Regions from separate parts of the Homo sapiens genome. Here region 2 is linked to region 1. Evidence: chromatin contacts called from ENCODE Hi-C data. All regions are on one chromosome and are shown on one strand. The core of a region is the stretch at or near the end of the contact, and the rest is flanking DNA. Distances in the headings are between cores, read along the strand shown. Region 1 holds the start of C5orf24 (chromosome 5 open reading frame 24). Region 2 holds the start of FAM53C (family with sequence similarity 53 member C).

What was found. Hi-C counts contacts between places; a loop is a spot of excess contacts on that map. Pooled maps may share reads with other maps.
Region 2: a pooled map shows a loop between it and region 1 (3-fold over the local background). The contact joins the promoter of FAM53C here to the promoter of C5orf24 in region 1. A Hi-C loop is called at or near these places in 7 of 50 pooled maps.

The regions. Positions count from the first base shown.
Region 1 is chr5:134,842,955-134,848,531 of GRCh38, forward strand. C5orf24 (chromosome 5 open reading frame 24) reads left to right here and starts at 3,014. Exons shown (of 2, transcript NM_001135586.1): 1 at 3,014-3,258. RefSeq lists an enhancer at 2,725-3,460 and silencers at 2,980-3,359, 3,390-3,439.
Region 2 is chr5:138,336,043-138,341,619 of GRCh38, forward strand. FAM53C (family with sequence similarity 53 member C) reads left to right here and starts at 2,224. Exons shown (of 5, transcript NM_016605.3): 1 at 2,224-2,265; 2 at 5,142-5,371. The coding sequence starts at 5,294. LOC100128966 (a long non-coding RNA gene) reads left to right here. Exons shown (of 4, transcript NR_146628.1): 4 at 832-1,104. It also overlaps a transcript of CDC25C not described here. RefSeq lists enhancers at 1,374-1,453, 1,624-2,103 and silencers at 2,184-2,533, 2,584-2,673.

The DNA of each region.
Region 1 (5,577 bases), core at 1,764-4,263:
TAGCTGTAATGATGAATATTTGTCCCCATAATTTTTTTTTTTTTTGAGACAGTCTCACTGTTGCCCAGACTGGAGTGCAGTGGCCAATCTTGGCTCACCGCAACCTCCACCTCTGGGGTTCAAGTGATTCTCGTGCCTTAGCCTCCCGAGTAGCTGGGATTACAGATGTGCACCATCACACCTGGCTGATTTTTCTATTTTTACTAGATACGAGGTTTCGTCATGTTGGCCAGGCTGTTCTGGAACTTCTGGCCTCAAGTAATCCACCTGCCTCGGCCTCCCAAAGTCCTGGGATTGCAGGCATGACCCACCGTGCCTGGCCTTATTCCCATGAATTCTTATTCAAGATTTTATTGGAATTATTTGGTTATTTTCAAGAACAATATAACTTGTATGAGCTTAAAATATTTTATGGAAAATGGTAAATATTTGAAAATAGAATAGTATAATGAACATCTAAGTAGTGGTGAATATTTTCTTTTTTCTTTATATCTTTTGGGACAGGGTCTCGCTTGGTCATCCAGGCTGGAGTGCAGTGGCGTGGCTCACTGTAATCCCTGCCTTCCAGGCTCAAGCGATCCTCCCGCCTCAGCCTACCAAGTAGCTAAGCTGAGTTATTTTTGAGACAGTCTCATTCTGTCACCCAGACTGGAGTGCAGTGGCACGATCTCAACTGACTGCAACCTCCGCCTCCCAGGTTCAAGCGATTCTCTTGCCTCAGCCTCCCGAGTAACTGGGATTTAGCGACATGCACCACCATGCCTAATTTTTTGTATTTTTAGTAGAGACAGGGTTTCACCATGTTGGCCAGGCTGGTCTTGAACTCCTGATTTCAGGGGATCCACCCGCCTTGGCCTCCCAAAGTGCTGGGATTATAGGCATGAGTCACTGTGCCTGGCCACTGATGGATATTTAAATAGTCCTATTACCTTATTTAATTTCACAGCTCTACAAGGAAGACATTGTCTTAATTTCTTACATGTGGAAACTTTTGGTGGAGCAATGACTTGCCCAAAATACCATGGGAGGCAAGTGGCAGAAAGGCATTCAAACTCAGGGCTGCCTGACTTCTTTGTTATTCTGGCTACCCCTCCATTGGGCCTGCAAATTACTTGACTTTTTTAGAATGAAAATTTCTTTTTCTTAAATGTTTTTATGTACAAATGCCATTTCAGACAAGAGTTTAGAGTTACAGATTTGGAATAGTGATTATATGGTATGGGAGTGCTCCACCTCAAGAGCAAAAAAACCTTGCTTAGAAAAAAAACTTGTTTTTAGATAGGCTACTTAATATGCCTTAAAATCTGTGTACATATTTTAACTTTTCTATATTGGTATTTTCCTTTTACATATAAATAACACTAGCATGATTAATCCTGTTTTTTTAGCATTTTATTTTTTTGAGACAGGGTCTCACTCTGTTGCCCAGGCTGGAGTGCAGTGGCACAAACACAGCTTAAGGAAGCCTCAGTCTCCTTCCTCCTATCTCAGTCCTTCCTTCTGTCTCAGCCTCCGTAGCAGCTGGCACTACAAGTACTCATCACCACACCCAGCTAATTGTTTTATTTTTTGTAGAGACAGAATCTCTCTATATTGTCCAGGCTGGTCTCAAACTCCTGGCCTCCTGCTTTGGCCTCCCAAAGTCCTGGGATTACAGGTGTGAATCACTCCACCTAGTTGGAATGATGTTTAGAATCATGTTATGAATCTCCGTCTGCCAAAAAAATCCTAGCTTCCCAACCAGGGAATTCCACCTGAGCTTTGTGTCCAGAGTTTTTTGTTGTTGTTGTTGTTTGTTTGTTTGAGACGGAGTCTCGTTCTGTCCCAGGCTGGAGTGCAGTGGTGCGATCTCGGCTCACAGCAACCTCCACCTCCTGGGTTCAAGCGATCCTCCTGCCTCAGCCTTCCGAGTAGCTGGGATTACAGGTGCGCACCACCATGCCCAACTAATTTTCGTATTTTTAGTAGAGAAGGGGTTTCACCATGTTAGTCAGGCTTGTTTCGAACTCCTGACCTCGTGATCTGCCCGCCTCGGCCTCCCAAAGTGCTGGGATTACAGGCGTGAGCCACCGCACCCAGGCTGTCCAGAGTTTTTATTGGTGTAGGTTTGATCAACTGTTCACATGGCTTATCTGTCTCCAGTCCCTCAGTAGTTTGAATGAATGGGCTTGCTTGTTTCGTGTGTTGTGTCCTGGCTTGTGTGTTTGTCCAGAAAAGTTGTTTCTCCTCCTTTCTTTCCTACTGGCAGGGCAGTACCTGGCTCAGGGCTGTGCTTATGGTAGAACTCAGTTCTATGAATTGTCCATCCTCAAATATCCTTCATTACATGGGGGAAAAGGGCAAGCATCCTCCTCTAGCCTCTTCCCACTGCTTAATAAAGTGTCTCCCTTTCAGTAGCTGCCCTAATTCTGGATCCTCTCCATTCTGACATCTGGAAATTCACAGGAGGAAGGAGTGAGGAAATGAATCCCTTCTAAGTGGGTTTGTGTGAGGTGACTGATATGTCAGATATCTCACAAGAAAAACATAATAGCGGTAGTTTGTTGTTCCATCCTTTCCTGTGATTATGGAATAATGAATGCGACAATTCCTGGGGCGTGGTGGCTTACGCCTGTAATCTGCGTGGATCATAGGATGTCCCATAAAATAAAGCTTTTCATTATCACATGATCCTGGGCATGAAGAGTCCCAACTCCCCTGACTATCATTTATTTGTCCTGTATCTAAGAAATGGGGTCAGCAGGAGTTCCAGCATCTCAGAATTGTGGTGAAAACCAATACAAGTAAGGAAGTTATTAATTCCCCATTTGGTGGGTTCCTCAACCCCAGCCACTGGGGACGGTCCACGCCGGATCACCAGCAGCTCAGGCTTAAGGCCACGACGCGCAAGCGCAGCCTGCCAGCCTGGCTCCCTCCCAAAGCTTGCGTGCAGGTTGGCGGCGGGAGATCGGGTCTCGCGATGCGAGTGAGCGTGTGCGTGCGCGGCCCTCGCGAGCTCGCGCACGCCGCCTCTAACACTACAGGGTGGTAGCGGCCTCTTCGTACTGCGTCCGGGGCAGGACCGTGCGCGGCGGCCGCGGCGGGTGCTGGGAGCCAGCGCCTGCCTCGCCGCCGCCCTCGCTGCCTGCCACTCCGTCTTGGCCCGTTCTCCGCACCGTGCAGAGGCGGCGGGCTGGGGAGGGAGCGGCGCCAGCACGAGGTTCCCAGCCGCTGGGAAGCCCCTAGACGCGCCGAGGGGCCGGGCTACGAGCGGCTGAGGTAGGTAGGGGTGCGCGGGCTGGTCAGCCGGCCGGGAGCGGGGTAGGGCGGCGGCGAGAACGGGCGCCTCGCTGACCGGGGAGAAGAGGCCTCCTGCCAAGGGGCCCTAGTGTAGCCGGAGTGAGAGGAGGGGCCCCGGACGTAGCCTGCTCTTCCCCGGTGTGGAGCCATTACGGGGGGACATTCCTCCTGCGGCGGGGGGAGGGAGCCCCCTTTCTTTTCTTTGAGAGGTCAGAATCCGCAGTCCGCCCTTCGCCTTTAAATAAAAGCCTGCCGGCTCGAGATCGGCGTCGCGATGGAGTGCCCGTGGACTTCTACGCTTGCGGAACTCCGAGTGGACGGATAGCGGCTTATGAATTTTGCTTTTTAGAGGGTACACAACCCTTTCTCTAGGGTGGCGTGCATCTTCTGCAAACTTGTTATTGCCAATACGCTAATAGTCGCTTTCAGCACACAACAGGTAATACATTCTAAACGCCTCGTGTCAAAATAAGGAGAGTCCTTATTTGTGCACCGTGGGGCACAGTTAAGGAGCAGGAAGAAGACAAAGGAGGCCGTTATTTATGTGCCGTCCTATTATCAAAACTTTCCGTGGTGGGGCAGGGTGCGTGGCTATTGGCCTCTGCTGAATGGACTTTCAGAGTGATTGAGGTGAGTTGCAAATCTTCATTTAGAATTATGAAACGTATATGATTATACATAATAGTTAGTCAAATGACCTGAAATAAATCTCTGAGAATTACGTGATCTTTGATCTTTGGAGAACAGAACTTGGGTTTCTTGAAAGGAAGCTTTCTCCATGTTTAGAAAGCTTCAGGGATGCTTTGTGAAGTTACTAAAAATAGTTACATTTCTTTATGTTGGCAGTAATGACTGCCACATTCAAGAGAAGAGAAAGGAATTGTTCTATAAAGAACGGCTCATTTTAGGGGTTAAACTTTAGGAGTTAAACACAATAAAACAACTTCAAGGATGGTAAGTTTTAGCTTATGCTTTAAGTATTCGAATTTAGTCACAGTCCAAATATATAGAAGCTCTTAGTTGACTCCTGTACATTCAGGGAACTATTTATTGGTTGTTTTTGTTTGTTTTGTTTTTTTTGAAACGGAGTCTCACTCTGTCCCCCAGGCTGGAGTACAGTGGCGCGATCGCGGCTCACTGCAACCTCTGCCTCCCGGGTTCAAGCAATTCTCCTGCCTCAGCCTCCCAAGTAGCTGGGATTATAGGCATGCGCCACCACACCCAGCTAATTTTTGTATTTTTAGTAAAGATGGTGTTTAACCATGTTGACCAGGCTGGTCTCGAACTGCTGACCTCGTGATCCACCCTTCTCAACCTCCCAAAGTGCTGGGATTACAGGCGTGAGCCACTGCACCCGGCTTCAGTAACTATTTAAAAAGATGATCTTTAACCTTTGATAGTCTACACAACCTGTTCTATAACTCTTGGCTTCTATTCAGTCCACGCTGTCTGGAAATGTAGTATTCATCCTATTTTTTTTTTTTTTTTCCTGAGATGGAGTCTGTTTCCTAGGCTGGAGTACAGTGGCACGAACTCGGCTCACTGCAACCTCCGCCTTTGGGTTCAAGCGATTCTCCTGCCTCAGCCTCTGGAGTAGCTGGAGTTACAGGCACCCGCCACCATGCCTGACTAATTTTTTGGATTTTTAGAGAGAGGGTTTCGCTGTGTTATCCAGGCCAGGCTACTCTGGAACTCCCGACCTCAACTGATCTGCCCACCTGGGCTTCCAAAATTTCTGGGATTACAGGCCTGAGCCACCGCGCCGGACCATTCTGACTCTTAAGAAATGTGGCTTGGGACCGGTCGCGGTGGCTGTGGCCTGTAATCCCAGCACTTAGGGAGGCCAAGGCAGGCGGATCACGAGGTCAGGAGATCGAGACCATCCTGGCTAACATGGTGAAACCCGTCTCTACTAAAAATACGAAAAATTAGCCAGGCGTGGTGGCTGGCGCCTGTAGTCCCAGCTACTCGGGAAGCTGAGGCAGGAGAATGGCGAGAACCTGGGAGGCGTAGCTTGCAGTGAGCCAAGATCGGGCCACTGTTCTCCAGCCTGGGCGACAGAGCAAGACTCCATATCAAAACAAAACAAAACAAAACAAAAAACAAATGTCGCTTGCATACTTTCAATGAAAGGGTCTTTCCGCCCGGCGTGGTGGCTCACGCCTGTAATCCCGGCACTTTGGGAGGCCAAGGCAGGCGAATCACCTGAACTCGGGAGTTTGAGACCAGCCTGGCCAACATGGTGAAACCTCGTTTCTACTAAAAAAAAAAAAAAGTATAAAAATTAGCCTAGCATAC
Region 2 (5,577 bases), core at 974-3,473, 3.5 Mb after region 1:
TTGTAAGAAAAAATGAGAATATATATCAAAGTATGTAGGTCAAGTGTGGTGGTTCACACCTGGAATCCCAGCACTTCGTTTTTTGTTCATTTGTTTTTTTTTTTTTTTGAGACAGAGTCTCATTCTGTTGCCCAGGCTGGAGTGCAGTGGCACAATCTCGGCTCACTGCAATCTCTGCCTCCCCGGTTCAAGCGATTCTCCTGCCTCAGCCTCCCGAGTAGCTGGGATTACAGATGGGCGCCACAATGCCCAGCTAATTTTTGTATTTTTTAGTAGAGACGGGGTTTCACTTTGTTGCCAGGCTGGTCTCGAACTCCTGACCTCAGGTGATCCGTCTGCCTCAGCCTCCCAAAGTGCTAGGATTACAGGTGTGAGACACCACGCCAATCCCAGCACTTTGTGAGGCCAAGATGGGAAGATTGTTTGAGGCCAGGAGTTTGAGACTACCCTGGGCAACATAGCAAGACGCCTCTCTCTACAAAAATAGAAATAAATATGCTGGGCATGGTGGCACACCCCTGTAGTTCTAGCTATTCAGGAGGCTGAGATGGAAAGGATTGCTTGAGCCCAGAAGTTCAAGGCTGCAGTGAGCTGTGATCGCCTCAGTGCACTCCAGCCTGAGCAACAGCAAGACCCTGTTTTTACAAAAAAAAAAAAATGTAGCATGGTGTCTGGTACATAAGAGCAATTATTGGAAACCATGTGTCCCCTACTTCATGGCCCCTAACTCTGCTCCTTTTGCCAAGGGGAAATAAGCAGTGCAAGGTAAATCTTTCCACCCCTATTTTCTCAGTTAGTACTGTACCTCATTTTTCCTCTACTCTTTTTCAGTTTGTAGACTTGGTGGCTCCTGCCTCCTCCCCTCCCTGGCTCAGTGAGGACGACCCCCGCCACTGGCTCTACTTTCCAGCTGATCACAGCTATTTACCTGTCCCAGTCTTGAGTAAGGCACAAAATATTTACAGAAAACAGATGTCTTTCAGAGGACTTGCTGCTAAGTGTAATAGTGAAGATTACTTGCATTACTGCTACTTTCCAATCAATTAAAAAAAAGAAATAGAAAACTTTGTATTACAAAGAGATCACAACACGAACGCATTGTTTAAAGCCTCTCCTTTATCCACTTTTTTGCTTGTCTCCCTAAACCATCTGTGATGCTAGCTGAGACTCGAATTTACATAAGAGCCAGAAACCATCAACCCAACCTCTTCACACACTAACGTCTACATTCAATCTCTTTAAAAAAGACTTAAATTTTGGCTCATGTGGGAGGTGGTGGTAGTGGTGGAGACTTAATAAAAGGTGGTTTTGTCTTCCTGAAGTGGAAATATAGCGCCGTCAACATCTTTTCCCCATCTGCCTGTTTCCTCCTTCCCTTTCTGTTTAAGGAAAGTCTAACCACCGCACTTCTCCCCACCTCCCCGCACCTCCCCCCAGGCAAACGCAAGCAACTGAACCGCCTATGATGTCATAATCACAATCCCATTACCTCATCCTGCTGGGGGGGAGGGGGCGGAGAGAGAAGAGAGGGAGTGAACAGCCCTGGGCTATCCTGAGCTTTACAAAGTGTTCTGGGTGAGGGCAAATTACAGAACCAAGTGGAAACGTCCCCGCAACCATTATAAGTCCTGGGTTTTTAAGGTTCAGGCCGATCCGGCAGCTGCAAGAGGGGCTCCTGGGACTCCGAGCAGGCCCTAATCCGCGCTTGGACCACACTTCCCAGCAGCCTTCACGCCGCGGACGGGTCCTTTGCTGGGGGAAGGGGGATTCCTTCGAAGAGGTGGTCGTGGAGGGCGGGGCAGCAGAGCAGGTGAGGGGCACTGTGGCTAATTGCGTGACGCGGCCCGAACCGAGTGGGAGGCTGCAGTTGGGCCGTTGGAGGGAGGGAGGGCAGGGGCGATGCCTTTGTTTACCTTCTTCCGACATGGCCTCCCCCGCGGGTTTCAAGATGTGCCTCCAACTGGGGCCGTCCACTTTCTGCGATATTTTGGAGGGGGTGACTCGTTAGTGAGGAAACCACCCCCATCCCTAAATCAAAGCGCCAGGCTCGTTCCCAACAGCGCTGTCCGAGAGACACTTTGAGAGAGACACGACACGGAGCTGCGCCCTCCATGGGTGGCTTGGGGGGATTCTGCGAGCCGGAGCTGTCCCCCTACTCTCCTCAGGGACTCGTTGGTTCGCGCCAGCGCCTTTTAAGGGCACCGTGGGGCGAACCGAGCGCTCAGAGCTGCTCCGGCCGCGGCCCTGGGAGCTGGAGGAACCGCGGTAGGTGGTGGAGGGCAGGTGGCGCTGGGGCCTCGGGGCGGGCACCTCAACCGTCCCTCCCTCCTTCCCTCTTTCCCCTCCCCCAGCCCGACCGCCCGCGCGGCCGGGCCTCGCTGGCCGCCTCTGCGGGGAGAGCACGGGACCCGGTGGGGGAGGGGGTGGCGGAGTGCTAAGTCCCAGACCCTCCCCATCCCCTGCGTCCTGAGTTCGCTTCCCGCGGCCAGATGATGGAACCTAGTGGGAAGAGGCGAACGACAGCCCCCCTGAGCGAGCCCTGGCGCACCCCCCCCCCCGCCCCGGGGACCAGCGGACGCCCCATGCCCCACCCCGCGGGGACAGGCAGGGCAACAGAGGGAGAGGTTGAAGATTGGAGGGGCCTAGCCTTTTGCTTCTTCATGGGGGTGGGGGGAGGGGTGTTCCCCACTTGTCACCCCTTTCCCCACCAGAACCATATGGAAGAAGAGCAGGCAGATCTCCACCTACCTGTTCATGCAGCTCCCTGCCTTCCTCATGTTTTTCTTCAGTCTCCCCAGGAGGTGTGGGGCTGGGACCTGAGGGGAAGGTCCCCAAAGGGTTTGTGACTCTCCTCCCTGTTGGCCTGACCTGATCCTACCTTGTCTTGGTACAGCACAACCTCAGCATCCCTGAAACAGGAGTGTCAGGGGTTACTGCCATCCAATAGGAGATGGGGTGGGGGTCTGATCTTTATTTTTGGGGGCTGCTGGTGGAGGGAAAGCCTGGACTGAGAGTTAGGTCTGGTGGGGTTGCTGAGAGGGCCTAGCGGCCTGCTGCTCTGTGAAGGGCTGAGCCCCGTGCCAGTTGTTAAACTGAGAAGTTTTAACTTGTTTAGTGAATATTCAGGGCTGTCTCTACCCTTCAGATACACAAAATGGAAGGGGAAGGAAGGCGGCAAGAGAGGGCTTCTTACACTTTTTTCAATGCCTGCTTGAGAAAGAGGAGGCCCCTCGCGGAGCTGGTTTGCCTTCTTTTGTGTCCTGGTTTGATTCCTTATGGCTTCCGTTCTGTTCCCCCTCGCAGCCTGGCCTGTTTTAGGAAACTCAGGCTGAGAGTATCAGTTGCGTGGTGGTAGTTGCATTGTTCCAATTACCACTGTGTGTGGCCACATCCCAACAATTAAAATGCAGAAAAACACAAATTCACTGTCTTGACTTGATCCTAGAGGTGGCTGGGAGTTTGCTGTTTGTCCAAATGCCTCATGAAAAGCTGGAGAGTTTGCTTCATTCCCTGCTCCTCATAGCTGGTTAGCCTGAGGCCTGGGGTCTCTAGGGTAAAATCCTGCACTTAGGTTCCCTCTCTGGTTGATCTTTGAGGGCAGCAGAGTTAAGAAACCAAGAGCAGAAGTGATATAAGCTTTAGCTTCTCCCGTAAGAATATAGGGGAAGCAGCTGAAGAGAGCTCCCCGGAAGCTAGAATTTTGTTCAGGGTGGTAATAATTATGCATGAAAATGATAGTTAACTGTAATGATGATTGACTTCTCTTGCACCTTTCTTCCAGAGAACTCCAGGTACATCCAGGTTTATCTCTTTGCTCTTCCTTGTGCCCTCCTTCTAAGGTGTGAGTGGGGTAGAGATAATTCCTCTTTTTTGTAGAGTGATCTGCCCCCAAGGTCACAGAAGGAAGAGCCCTCTTGGGCTTTTCTTAGTGTGCAGGTGAGGGAGGATGGTATTCAGCCAGAGAGATGGACCCTATTGCCTTCTTCATCTTATTGATTTCATTACTTCTGACATTCTGAGGCCTTGAAGATTCACAAACGGGAACGAGAAATGGTAGTCTGTGTGGACTCCTGATTTTTATAGGTCAGATGGTACATTTTGTACATTTTAATATGTTATATTGTTCCTGTGACAGGTTAAGATTATTCTGCCCACTTTACATATGGGTAAACTGAGGCCAAGGAGTATTAAATGATTTGTCAAAACTCTTAGCAAATTGGATTAATAATTAGATTTCTTGATGATTTGTTCTCTTGACTAGCTAATGCTACACACATTCTCTGGTAAGCTGTCAGCTTGCTGCTCATTTCCGGGAATAGATAGAACAAAATCAAGACACTGGCTTAACCTCCCCTTTTCCCTTGAGCAAGGCCCCTCAGGTAATTGTGTGGGCTTGAAGCCTGTTATCTGATACAGTTAGTTTGCTTCTATCAGAAGTTGACCACGAGAAAGAATCTTGGTTAACTGTATCCATGGACTTTGCATCAGATGAGGCTAAAAACTTAGTTGAACAGTCATGGAGTTGTTGTTTACGACGTCTGTAGAGTTGAAATGTATTGGAATTACCCTGACCATTTCTTTATCTTCCCATTTGATAAGAAAACAAACACTGTATCTATTGGAAAACAATAATATATCAGATGTTTAGGCTGTGGGAGGACATAAAATCCTATGTACTCAGGTCTAAAGCAGAAAGTCTTGCCTACAACCACTGTTCTTCCTTGTTCTCTTATTACTATTTCTGTAGTTTAGGAGAAGGGTACCTCTTTTCACTTCTGACTGGAAGATAAAATACTGGGCTGATCTTGATGGAAATAATCATTTGGGCATCCCTCTCTCTCACTTGAGCAGCTGTTTTCTAAGTGGTGCTGGTATTCCAGTTAGAAACAACAGAGCATGAACCAGTTTAAGGGTAGCAAATAAGTTTCAACTTGATTGCCAACTCTATTTTATTTCATATCTGGACTGCCAAGTTCATAATTTCTGAAGCTGTGTTTAGGCTTAGCTGGAAAGAGCTGTGATCAATTGATGTCTGCCAGAGGCCTGGCTTAGGGGTGCTGTGGTATGTGTGCCATGCATTTTCCATCTCTGGACCAGGTGCATCTCTAATATCACTTGGGGCTGGTCCCTCTAATTGGCAGACTCAGCAGGCATGACTGGAGAGGGAAGTCCCAATGGTGCTAGAATGGTGCTGCAGTGGCAGAAGACGGCTCACAAGTGAGGTCTGGAAGAACAACAGGGAAGACATCCATCATTTGCTCCAAAGTGTGCAAGTCAAATCCTGGGGAGAATCATGATAACCCTGATCACTGAGCAGCTACAGAAGCAGACTCTGGATGAGCTGAAATGCACACGCTTCAGCATCAGTCTGGTAAAAGACCAGTCTTCCTGCTTCTCCACGACCCCCTCCCCCTTTTTTCTGAGGCTGATTGTTGCTATTACTTTACTCTTGTCCTGTGCTGTATGAATCATGGTACTTAACCTGGAAGAGCCCACTAATGGCTCAAAACCCAGCCCAAAAGGAAGGGGGCAGGGATTTTTCCACCGATAGAGAAGGGACAGCAAAACTTGGGTGGA